2 separate regions of the Mus musculus genome follow, and region 1 is linked to region 2. A link is a contact called in ENCODE Hi-C or POLR2A ChIA-PET data. All regions are on one chromosome and are shown on one strand. Each heading gives the region's core, a stretch centred on a gene start or an enhancer-like site at or near the end of the contact. The rest is flanking DNA. Distances are from core to core; before and after follow the strand shown. Region 1 holds the start of Prkn (parkin RBR E3 ubiquitin protein ligase). Region 2 holds the start of Qk (quaking).

The links. A loop is a pair of places that touch in the nucleus more often than their neighbours do. ChIA-PET counts read pairs that join two places held with the same protein, here RNA polymerase II (POLR2A).
Region 1: a loop to region 2 is called in a map of left cerebral cortex, with 9 times the contacts of the local background. The contact joins the promoter of Prkn here to the promoter of Qk in region 2. A Hi-C loop is called at or near these places in 2 of 37 maps with a recorded cell type or tissue (both left cerebral cortex). POLR2A ChIA-PET finds 5 or more read pairs at or near these places in 2 of 5 experiments (Patski and embryonic stem cell).

The regions. Positions count from the first base shown.
Region 1 is chr17:10,838,613-10,844,375 of GRCm38, forward strand. Prkn (parkin RBR E3 ubiquitin protein ligase) reads left to right here and starts at 1,747. Exons shown (of 12, transcript NM_016694.4): 1 at 1,747-1,877. The coding sequence starts at 1,871. It overlaps Pacrg (PARK2 co-regulated), which reads right to left and starts at 1,579. Exons shown (of 5, transcript NM_027032.2): 1 at 1,149-1,579. The coding sequence starts at 1,256.
Region 2 is chr17:10,317,758-10,324,333 of GRCm38, forward strand. Qk (quaking) reads right to left here and starts at 1,604. Exons shown (of 8, transcript NM_001159517.1): 1 at 975-1,604. The coding sequence starts at 1,116. It overlaps Gm46608, which reads right to left and starts at 5,654. Exons shown (of 1, transcript XM_017317774.2): 1 at 1,894-5,654. The coding sequence starts at 2,588. The coding sequence ends at 1,962. Cahm (colon adenocarcinoma hypermethylated RNA) reads left to right here and starts at 2,162. Exons shown (of 1, transcript NR_037588.1): 1 at 2,162-3,384.

The sequences.
Region 1 (5,763 bases), core at 497-2,996, 520 kb after region 2:
ATAATGTGACAAAAAGTACATCCGAGAACTCACAGGTGGTGAACTGTTAAGGACTGAATAGAGATGCACCTTTTCTGTTTCCTGTAACTCTGCAGTTTGCTTTTACACTCTATAACTACTATAGATCAACCAATATACAATAGCAACATAGGAATCCAAGCTGGAAGTCTACAGGTAATCTACTTCATTTGTGTCCTCTAAGTGGTATGTATAAGATTTGCAATATATAAGTAGAAATATAGTGGGACAACGAAGAACACTATTAAGCTAATATATTGAATTGCTGTATAATAAGATCCTCTCAGGGTGTAAATTGTACAAAATTGAAAACTACATTTAGTATTAAATCTCTCACACTCCTAAACAGGTGCCCACTCAGTAGACAAACATGGTTTAGCATACCAAATCATATGGTATTTAATAAACAAGAAGATTGAAAAGCAGTATTAGGCATATAGCTAAACCGTTTGTGTGCCTTTGAATATTTTCCCCTATTCGTGTTAAGAATATTTTATTTGTATTATCACAACTCATAAAAATGAAATAGGGCTTGTATTATTAGAGACACTTGAAATAGAGCTTATATTGTTTAAAATGTATTTAAAAGGCCTATCAGGAACCAGTCTTCACATAAGTAATTTTTGAATACTTTAACAGGTTAATACCTTTTTTTTTGTCAGAATGTTGCTGAGTAAATGCTAAGGCATTCTAAAATGTCCCAGATGAGATAAATTAGTATATATTACTGATGAGTTTATGTGTCTCATACTGGTTCGTGTTAAATTTTGAAAGCCTATGACTTCTAAGAGCATTCACTCCAGAAGGTCTTGTACTGAGTGGACTAAGTTTACAATAAAGATAAGGATTTTTTTCCCCCTTACCAGTGAAACAGCTTAAGTGTAATTTGGGGTAGTGGAGAAAGCACACTTGCTCAAGAAGGTGCTTATACGCTAACTCAGTACATCGCCTGCCCCAAAGGTTCTTTAACCACCTAGCCTACATCTCTGCACACTGTCGGGCAGAGTCTGCTACTGACCGAGTCATTGCCAGTTCTGGTAAACAGTACCAGGACCCAGGGCTTGTCATCCTCTACAACCACATGTCCCCTGATTCGGAGCAAGTGCGTTCAATCGAGGAAGATCACTTACGACTGAGTTTTTCATCATGGCTTTGACTGTGAAGCCCTCAGAAACCAGGGAACGAGGCTGGTGCACCTGGAACGTCTGTTGTGGCAGCAGTTTAGTCCTCTTCGGCATCTTGTCTGGGCATTTGTTTAAGGTCAGGGTCTCTTTTTCTACCACATTCTTCCTAGAAAACGTCTTGTTCTTATCAGAGGTGTGGAAGAAAAACCAGTGGCTTTTACAGAAGTGAGCAGGGGGTCGGGAAAACACTCTAAAAGGCTCTAGTGGTAGAAATTCAACCCCTCGTGCTGCCCAGGGAGATCCAGATGTTTGGCAGCACCAAGGTGGAGGGAGTTTAGGGGAGGAGAGGGGCGGGAAGAGGGCTGGGATCCGAGGCTAGAGTCTCTAAGAGCTTCCAAAGGTGTAAGCCTCCCGGTTGCTAAGCGATTAGTCAACATTAGGAGACGCTAGTCCCGCCCCTCCGTGACGAGCGTTTCCGGAAAAGGTTACCAGCGAAGACAGTTGCAGCTGCCGGAGGCGAATCTTACGGGTTAAAACTACGCCTCCCAGCAGGCTTCGCGCTAGGGGCGGGTGGTTGCGCGTGCGCACTGCGCCCGCCTGGCTCGCGAGGGGAAGGGGGAGGAGGCCTGGATGACTAAACCTGACAGAAACGCTGGTGGGAGGCTCGGGCGGGCGCCAGTGCCCGCGTAGGTCCTTCTCGACCCGCAGCCACCACCCGCCCGGTGACCATGATAGGTACGTGGGTGCCTGCCAGGTACAATCTCTCCGCGCCGCCCCGCGTCCGTGTGTGGCACCACGTCACACCCCACGGGTCCGAGTGGGATCCTCGGGGGCCGACCCGAGCCACCTGTCAGTGTCACGGCGGAGGCGTGCGTGCCGCGCTCCGTCCGCTCTGTGGGCTTCCTCGGCCCGCCCCCCCCCCCCCCCCCGCCCATAGCCTGGTCCGGTGTGTGCTAGAGCATTAGGTATGAGTTTCCAACCTGCCTTAGCCAAGGTTAGCTCGCTGAAGACTGTATCCCCACGGACACCCGCGTGCTCCACTGCGACCCCCGACGGCGGGGCTCGCCCTGCCGCTCCACGGGGTGACCAGCCCAGGTCTGTTTCGGTCAAGCTGTCCTTCACTTCAGGGCGAGTTCACACACCCTAGGACTTAAAGAAAATCTCAGGAAAGCATCTGCCTCGTGGAGATCGCACCTCAGTTCTGTCTTTTTAAATGTGTCCTCGGAGATCTGAGACGAAAGACTAGCCGAGTAGATAACTGCAAAGATGGCTTTTTCCCCCACTACAGTTTGTGACTGGGTGCAGTTTGACCAGTGCAGCTTTGGAAGTGGCCACTAGGGTTGTTCTAAGCAGTGTGAAGTAGGCAGATTGGAAAGGACCTCCCTGACAGAGATGTTATATGTGAAGCCACGTTTTGGGTTCTCCTCCGGGATAAGTAGAAATAAATGCATAATTTAGCGCACATTCCCGTTTGGAGGTTTCGTTACTGTAGACTCGCCGCCCCCATCCAAGTGATGTTCTGAAGATGTAGTGAACTTGTTTGTGATATATGCCTGACAGGTATCGCACTAAGCACATCTGAAGTCGGTCTATTTGAGATGTGTCTAGAAGATGGATGAGAGGTGCATTTATGAAGTAAATGCGTTACACGGTGAAAGTAGCCGAGTCTGTTTTAACTCATAAAAGTAATGTTACAAGTGTGCAGCCCTCCTCTCTTCCTCTTGAGAGTCATGCTAGGCAGCTAAGATGCTCCTGGAAGCAGAGGTGCACGCTCATGGTGTCTAGCTGCTTCTTCCCTCCATAGGGCAGTGTGTATTTTGGATGAATGAATTGGAAACTTGTTAAATTAAGAAAAAAAGTATACATTTTTATGAATGGCACTAAGCTTTTAAGTGACATTTACTTAAGAGTCGTTTGTAAACCCAAATCTGAACTGATTAGTGCGAACCAAGTGGGACAGATTAGGAAAAAAAATACAGATTTTACAAGAGAGAAATACCTCATATTTTGAAAACAATTACACACGTTTAGTTTCTTTCAACTTAAACTAGTTCATGGATGATTTTGATAAGCAAATGTCCCCTAAGGCTATATAAATATAGGAAATTAAGACCTAAAACTTAAAACTATTTTTAAAGTCTCATAAATTATTATATTAATAACTTTAGGATGGAACACAATTTAGCCAGCTTTATTTAGATTTACCTGGAGCCCTCTTAATAAGAACTGTGCCATTTGAATGTTACAATTAAATTAATTAGTAATAAAAACCAGGGAAATAGAAGACAGATTTAAAACTCTTCTTTCTTTGGCTACTCTTTTTACAGGGTGAATAAGTGTGCGTTTTAACACAAATGATTGTATCCTTGTCCCCTGCCCCATGAAAAGGAACTTCCATTCAAAAACAAAAACCCTACACAAACAATGTTACATTGTTTTGTTTAACTAGTTGTATTGCCTAATATTATTGGTGGCCGCATTTTCATGAAGTTCTGAATTGCCAGGTTGGAGGCTTGGGTGTGGTGACAGCACCTAAAGCAGGTGAGAGGGAACCCAATCCGGAGGAAGCTTTGGGAGGAATAGTTCTGCATTTTTATGACTAATCCTTGAACAGGAAACAAGGGCCGACAGGAACTGCACAGAGATCTGCTACAGAGCAAAGGACACACAAATAGCTCCAGGGACTGAGCAGTGTCTTCCTCTGCATAGCACTACTGAGAGCTGAGGCCTTCTGTACTTGAGCTCTCTCCCCCTGCAGTACTCTCCTAGTGAAGGAAATACTGCACTCTGTCAGTGAAGTCCTTGCTCTGAGAAGAATCCTCTGGATTGGCTTCCTGGCCAAATAAGAGGAAAGGAGACTAATACTTTATTGCCCATAAAATAATTTTCCTTTTGTTGTTTCAAAGTAGAGGGTTTCCTTCTTGTCATGGAGATGGCTTCAAAAGTACTTACATCTCCCATTTGGATTATGATTGACATGCTAAATGCCTTGACCTAGAGAGAGTTAAACCATAATTTTATTGAAGTTAATGAAAAGTCTGCCTTTGTGAGGCATGGAGAAGGGATTCATAATAAGAAAATTTAACTGAGAAAAACATAATTTTGAGCACCTATTTTAAAACTTTTTTTAAATTTAAAAAAAATGAGCACTTCTTTGTGTTTAAAATTGATTTTTAGTAGTGACAATTGAGAATTGTTCTAAATGTACTATACATTTAGGCATTTGATAATATCAGCTATTAAAGCACACGAGTACCCATACAATTGAAAAAGAAAGTTCTTAAATTAAAACCCCATGTTACAGAAGATATTTAAAATAGAACTGTAGCTCAGTGAAGTATTCTAAGGTGCAGAAGACCTTGGGCTCCATTCAAAAGTATTGTTTTTTTTTAATTGATTAAAATATTATTTCCTATATCTTGTTTAAAATCACTTCGAGAATTTAACTGTTTGCATATTTAAAAAATCACATTAATTCCTGCCTATTCTTCAATTTTATCAGATTTATTGGTTAGGAAAGTACCCTGCCTTTTAAATACATTTTCAGTAGTCATAGCATAGGCGTGCTGGTGACTTGGAGTCCTGGCCTCTCTCTCAGTGTTAGCATACATTTATTATCACTTGCCAGAAAGTGTCTTCTTTCTAAATTGTCTTCTCTATTGATAAAGGGTAGAGTATTTTAATTTGAAAGGAGTTTTAGGATGAGTCATTCATTTTATACTGATTGAGTTTTACAAAAGCAAATCCCAGGGCTGAGCATACATTATGTGTCTGGTGCTATCAAGAGGTGCCAAGGATACAAGGATGGAATAAGCAGAAAAAAATGCTTGGTCATTGTAACTATTTCATCAATACTGACTCTTGGCCCAAAGTCGAGCTTTGTTTTAAACTGGTGTGCAGGGAATTTTAAGTCTTGGACTGTGTAGGTGTAGTTGAATGTACTCTGTACTGCTACTTGTGCTTCAATGACTTTAGGTGAAAGCAACTCTACGTCTTGATACTGTCTGCTCTGAGGTGCCCTTGTGTCACAAAATGGGTTCTCCAAAACATTTGTATAGAAGAATTTATATAATTTTATTCAGGTCTCTTTTGGGTCCAAAGCCTCTGAAAAAACTTTATGCCTTTACAAATGTTAGTCCTATTTCTAAAGGTTTTTCTGAAGTCTGCATTTTTTAAAATCCAAAGCTCCATGGCTTGAAAATGATACATTGAAAGTACTTGGTAAGATATGCAAATCCATCCCTACCTCTAAACCTTCTTTGAACCCTCCCCTCTCGAGGAAGGAAGGAAGGAAGGAAGGAAGGAAGGAAGGAAGGAAGGAAGGAAGGAAGAAAGAAAGAAAGAAAGAAAGAAAGAAAGAAAAAGAGAAAGAGAAAGAGAAAGAGAAAGAGAAAGAGAAAGAGAAAGAGAAAGAGAAAGAGAAAGAGAAAGAGAAAGAGAAAGAGAAAGAGAAAGGAAGGAAGGAAGGAAGGAAGGAAAAGTTCTCTTTATTTCAAGATGTTTAATATTCATGAACCAGGTTCAATGCAAAATACTTTATTCTGTTAGCTTTCAGTTCTTTGATCAATGAAAATTGTTTCTTACCTGCTGTTTCTTCAGCCTTTAATTGTAGCCCAGTGCT
Region 2 (6,576 bases), core at 354-2,853:
TTTTTCGACATTCTTCTCAAGATCCTAAAATCCATGTTCATCTGTACAACATAGTTTTCCGCTTCCTTTAAACAGTCCACTCAGAGACTTTAAAAGAGAAGACAGAAACTACTCGCTACTCGATTTAAAACAGACTTGTTGGTCCTATCCCACCCCCCAACCCCGCCCCGGGCGTCCACAGAAACCTACAGCTACTGGGAACTAACACTCCAGGTCGCTGCTATGAGTAGTTCCTAAAGGAATTCCAGAGCTGACCAGCATTAATCTCCAGTCAGTCTTCGCTCCCCACAGCGCTCCTAACTCGGCTTGTGCAAACTTCTGCTCTATTTTATCCCCGTCCTTTCAAACTTCCAGCTCCCCGCCCTGCAAACGCAGGCGGCTACGCCGGGAGCGAACCCTCCGCCCCAGTTCTTCCAAACTCGGATTCCGTTCAGGTCTGTCCTCGCGGTATTTCGTACTCCTCCCCCACCACCACCACCACAGACTAAAGAAAAAAAAAAAAGTGAAGTTAAACTCCCAAACAGTTCTCGCTTCCCCAAACAAAAGGACAAAAAGTGTTCTACTCTGTCATTTCGTCCTCGCCTTCGGCCACATAAGCACTACTTTTCTTCGGTACCCTACGTGATTCCTGGACATCTCGGGGTCCGATCGGGTACTGCGGGCCACGCAACTCTACCGAAAAGAGCCCGCTAAGCCGGGGCTCCGCGGGCCAGGCGAGGCGGAGCTCGGGGAATCGCGTGGCCCCGCCGGGCCGGCCGAGATGGCCGGGATGGCGGGGAGCCTAGCCGCCGCGCCGTCGGGAGCCGGCCGCAGCCCCGCAGCCCCGCGCGCTCCCGGGTCCGCCCTCGGGCCTGGCCCGGCCCCGGCCGGGCCGCGAGCCGCCCGCGCCGCCTTTGTGCGCCCGCCCGCCCGCCCGCCTGACCTTCCCGCCGCCCCGCCATCCCGGGCCGCCGCGCCGGGGCCGGGCGCCTCACCTTCGTCCAGCAGCCGCTCGAGGTGGTTGAAGATCCCGCAGAAGTTGGGCAGGCTGCTCATGAGCTTCTTGTCGTTCATCAGCTGCATCAAATAATCTGGGGTGGGCTTCGGCTTCTCCTTCGTTTCCATTTCCCCGACCATATTCCAGGCTCCGCAGCTCACTCCGCCCGCCGCCGCCGCCGCCGGAGGAGAGGAGGGAGGGGCGGGGGCGAGCTCCGGCCGCCGGCCGCTCGGGACGCGGCGTCCCGCTCCGCGCCGGCTCCCGCTCCGGCTCCCGCGCCGAGCCCCGGGGCGGCCGGCTCCGCGCGCCCGCCCGCCCCCCGCAGGCACTTTCGCCCGGCCCGACGCGCCGCGGCCGCCGCTCCTCGGCCGCCCGGCGCGGCTCCCCTCGCGAGGCCGGCGGCAGAGGCGGGTCTCGGGCCGAGCGCGGCGCGGGGCCGCTGCGCCGCGAGGAGCCGGGGGGCCGCTCGTCGGCCGGTCGCGCCGCCTGCGCCGGAGCTCGCGAGTCTGCGGTGCTGTCCGCCGCGGCGCTCCGCGTTACCGCCGCCGCCGCCGCCGCCGCGCTCCGACTGCGCTCCTCCTCTTCCTCCGCGGCTCTCCTCCTCCTCACTCACTTGGCGGCGGAGTTCGCCTCAGTTCAGGCGGCGCCGCCGCCCCTGGCCGCTCGGGCGGGACGGCCGGCGCAGGGCCGGGCCGCGGCGGGGAGGACGCGCGCCGGTGGCCGCCCGCGCGGGGCCGGGGTCGCGGCTGAGGGGGACGCGGGCGGCGGCGCTGGCTCGTCGGCGCGCTGTTGCTGAGGCGGCGGGCGCGGTCGGGTGCGGCGGCTGAGAGGAATCCCGGCGGGACTCTCCGCGACGCGCTGCGCTCGCCGCCGCCCGGGCCTCGCGTCCGCGCGCGTTACTATAGTTTGGGTTTTTTTTTTTTTTCTTAAACCTCTTCGTCCACCTTCCTCGCTACCCCCTCAAAAAAAAAAAAATTTTTTTTTTTTAAACGTCCTGTTGCTTCACTGGGGACTCTCGGGTGGGCGTCACGTGTCCAGACACGTAGCCGAGAGGCTGAGAGCGCGTGCGCGCGTCGAGGACTGTGACCACGCCCCTTCCGAGGGTCGCTCCGCCCCACCTGGCGGAGAGCGCGCCGTGGGGGCGGGGGGTGGGGGGGAAGCGGGCCTGGAGCGCGCCTGCGTGGGGGTGGAGCGGGACGAAGATGGCCTGCGGACGGAGGAGCGGGACCGAACCGTTCTGGCGCGGCGCCCACCTCGCGGGGCGGGAAACCCGGCCGTCGGATCGCTTGGGGTGCGAGGTGGCGGCGGACTGAGTTGGCGTGGGCGCCCACACCGCAAGTGTCTCCGGCGGTAGGGACTCCAGTGAGGTTTCCCCTGGAGCCAGCGCCACGCGTGACGGGCCTCGCGTTGCCGTGGGCTGCGAGGCGGCCCCGGACCGTGGGCGGAGACGGCACACGCGTGCGCACCCACGGGCGTGCGGGCGGGCTCTGTTCCATGCGGCGTGACGCGCGGTTCCGTTAATCCTCACCGCAGGTTCCAGTCCCTGGTGGCGGAGGCGCTGGCTCCTCAGCGGTGCGGCCCCCGCACAAGGGAGCCTGTGTGAGGAGTACATATTCGGGGAAAAAACGAAGTGGCCAACGCCTATTTTTACCTACTTGACAAAAATAAATAAATAAATGACAGGCAGAGGGCCAGGACAGGGGCTTTCTATGGCGTGTAGAGGAAGTTCTGCCGGTTACATTTGTTTCGGAAACAATGTTCCGAATTGCAGCAATGAAGTCCTGCGATTTATAGAAGCTGTCGGTCATTAAATCTGCATCATCCCTGTTTTGTTGCAAGTTCTCTATAACATGCTCCATTAAAATGTAGACAAGATTGTCAAATTAACCATTTTGAGAGTTGGCCCTGGCTATAATTTTCTGGGAATCATCTCACTGTATTTTAAATGTGTACGTAAGCAGGCTAGTTGGATTGCTTTTTTTGTTGTTGTTGTTTTAAACTTTGATTTACGCGATTTCTAAAGAGCATTTTCGAAGTTTGTGTGGTACCAACGGTATTTAAAGCAATTTTACTCTTTTCCTGGCCAGTAGCTTCTGATTATTTTATTTAAAGACTACAGTTTGGGTTGGTTTGGGTTTTGGTTTTCTAGTTGTCCATTAAACTACGTTTTTTAGAGCAAATGATGAACAAAGTTAACATGTAATTGAAATAATTTTAATTTTCCAACAATGGCTATAGTAGTTCTTAGTACTATAGATAATCCCTTAATTATCTCTAAACAATAAATTAGTGAAAGCATGGAATAATTTGATCAAAAAGCTGTTACTACATTTTCTAAATCTTTCTTCAGAATCTAGAAAAAAACGAGGTTTCTTTCTTGTATATTATTAAAAAATATTTTGTCACTGAATTATTATACATTGTCTGTGTTTGTGCAAGAGAAGTCCCCTTTGTAAGTTGGTCACACTTATAGGCCCTTTGGTAACTGCTCTCCCTCTATAGCTCAATCAGAGCAGTCCTGTACCTTAGGCAATCCTGGCAGCCCCAAGTTTTACATAAGAGGAAACCCCTGAAGAGGAAGAGGGAAACTGAATAATTTTATCCAGCACTATAGCCAATGAGCCCTATCTGCTGTTCAAATCCATGTATATTTTATACCAGAGTGCCCCCATCCCCATTTTACTGACCCTATCCAGTAAATCCTTTGAATTCATTACAGTGTTACATAATTTTTGACCCATATGTCCAACCACTTTTATAATGTAGTTGAATGAAAATAATAGGCAATATTCATTCACCATGGCTCAATCCCTGGTGGACCCATCACTTGGAAATAGTAGCCATTTAGTGCATTTTCTCTTCCCCTGCTTAGTTTTGCCTGATTTCTCAGGTTAAGAAAAAAAATATCCAGAGTTTCCCAAGACCTATTAGGCCCCAAGAGATGTTGCTGCCCAAGCTCACTAGATGGACTCCTCATGTGTCTTGACCTCTACACATGCTTGGCATCTGTAGGGCTCTGGGCTTGGTGTACCCTTGTAAAGTTTTCCCTAGTTGCCCAAAAGCCCCACTCCAGCTCCCATATGCCACCTCTATTTTTTGTTAAATGTTTAGTTGTTTCTGTCACATTTCTCACATGCCATGTCAGATCTGTGCGTCAGTTTGTTTGCCATCAGAGACTCTCACGCTTTGAGAGTTCCTAACCCCAACAACAGCACATGTGTAGGCTCTCATGACTTTGGTGTTCAAAGAGGAGTGTCATTAGCTAGTTGCATACTTGAGGTTAAAATTCTTACCTGATTTAGTTCCTTCAGTGCTTCCCCCGACACGTGGGGAGGTGTGAGTAGCCATATTTGAACTGAGATGGTTGGTTGCCTAGGAACAGCTTAGTGGCTAGTGGAGGCAGTCCAGGACTGTACAGCAAGTGAACACATGGCCTTTGGGGCCACTGACCTTGCCCAGGCACTCATCCATAGGCTCCCATCTTTGTCTGTCTCCCACTCTTCTGCACATTGTGCACATGTATTGATCACACAACATGATGAATGCAATGTAGACTACAAAGTTTATTGAGATATGTACCTTCAAGCTTACAATCTCAGCAATTATTATAGATCCTTCAGTCCTGTTATTGCAAACATTCTAATACAGTTTTCAAAATGTGCAGGATAAATGTACATGAAGATAGGTATACACAGGTATATGAAGATCCTTGTAATAGCTCTTTCAGTGAAAACTCGTCTATTAACAATAAAATTGGCTCTTCATTTTTATACTAATTAGCTAGGAGTGGAAATGTGCTTTCTGTTCAATTTCATTGGCTCTACTAGCTTGTTGCATCTCTCCACATTTAGAGTAAAAACTTAACAATATTCCAAGCAGGTCTGTCTTTATTGCCATGGAGTTTTTTATAAGAACTAAAAACTGCACATTCAATGTATGATGGTTCTTTGTTCCAATATTCTTTGAAAGAAATAATCTAAATTATAAAAATTTCTATGAGGGGGATGGGAGGAGTCTAGGTATGTTTGTATAATTAACTCCACAAAACGTTCGAGTATCCTCCTAAACTATAAAGTGGTTTATCATATAGATACTGTTCAGAGCATTGAAAATGATGTAGGGATTGTGGTCATGTTCAAATGTGAAACTTCAGCATTTGAAGATTAGGGCCCGGAGAGTTGTTATTTTTCGGTCTATGTCTCTATATGTGTGTGCATTTAGCACGATTGTCTTATTTATTTTGTATGCAAGAAATCAGTCCAGTAGTAGTAGTAGTAGTAGTAGTAGTAGTAGTAGTAGTATGTCTTCCTTTCACTAAAGCATGTTTATATCTCTAGTAAGATGAGGAGCGTGACTCCCTCGACTGCTGTAGTGTGATTTGTGATTACAGAGCTAATGTGATCCTTCCAGATGTAGCCCCAGCATCCAGCTTCACCCCCTGCCCAGCAGTTAAATATTAACTGGTAGTGTAAAGTTTCTGCTCATTTGACCCTAAATGAAACTGTAGAGGTAGAAACACTCAGAGCAGGATGCAGGCCCTCATGCCATGTAATGTGACCTTCTCATTCCACATTTATACAGATCTTCAAGCAAAAAATAACTATTAATTTTAGGACTCTACACTGAGCTTCAAATGCACTCTGTGTTGACCAATTTTCATACTGACTCAGAGCATTCATTTCAGTAGTGCTTCTCTGGATTGGGCTAATTTCATGGTTTTTTCTCTTCAGGATCTAGACCTGAAGAGAATCTAGGACCTCAGAATGAGTGGGTGATTAGGTTATTTTACTATGTTCAGTAGATACCATTTGGTTCAGTGTGTTAATTTTAAACAGCTAATGTGGAGAAACATTTTATAAGCAAAGGATATAACTACTTAGGTCGTCCCCAGACACTTAATCCAAATGCCATTTTCTCTACTACAGCTTAGAGACTGGATGTATTTTCCTGGTAATTGTGGCATATGTGACTTCTAAACTGAGTTTCCAGAAGGTCGGTGTGAGACTTACCAGGAGTGCTCTGGGGAGTCAGACACTTCAGTTATTTCAGTACACTGGTGCCAAGTTGCTAATTGCCTCAATTTTACAGCTGAGACAGTGACTGGTCCACGAGTCAGTAAACCCTGGAGACAGGATTCATTCACATCAGACCTTCAAAGTGACTGGACTTCAGGAAGTTAAATCAGGATGCCCAGGAACTAACTCACTCTCTCTCTCTCTCTCCTCTCTCTCTCTCTCTCTCTCTCTCTCTCTCTCTCTCTCTCTCTCTCTCTCTCTCTCTCCCTCTCTCTCCCTCTCTCTCCCTCTCTCTCTCTCTCTCTCCCCGTATTAACTGGTCAATAAAGGCTAGAGCCTGTGATTGGCAGTGGAGGGGAAAGGTGGGACAAGAAGTCTTTGGAGTGAGGCCAGGTAGAGAGGAGAAGTGAAGGAGAGAGCATGGAGAAGAGGAGAAGGAAGCAGTAATGGAGCAGAACTACCTGGCCAGGAGAAACTGGAAGTAGTAAGGGCCTTATAGGTGGGGGGTCAGTTAGACTAGTATTAGATATGCCCTTATAAGGCTTATAGCTTATAATTATAATAACTGAATTGCGTGTTTTTTTA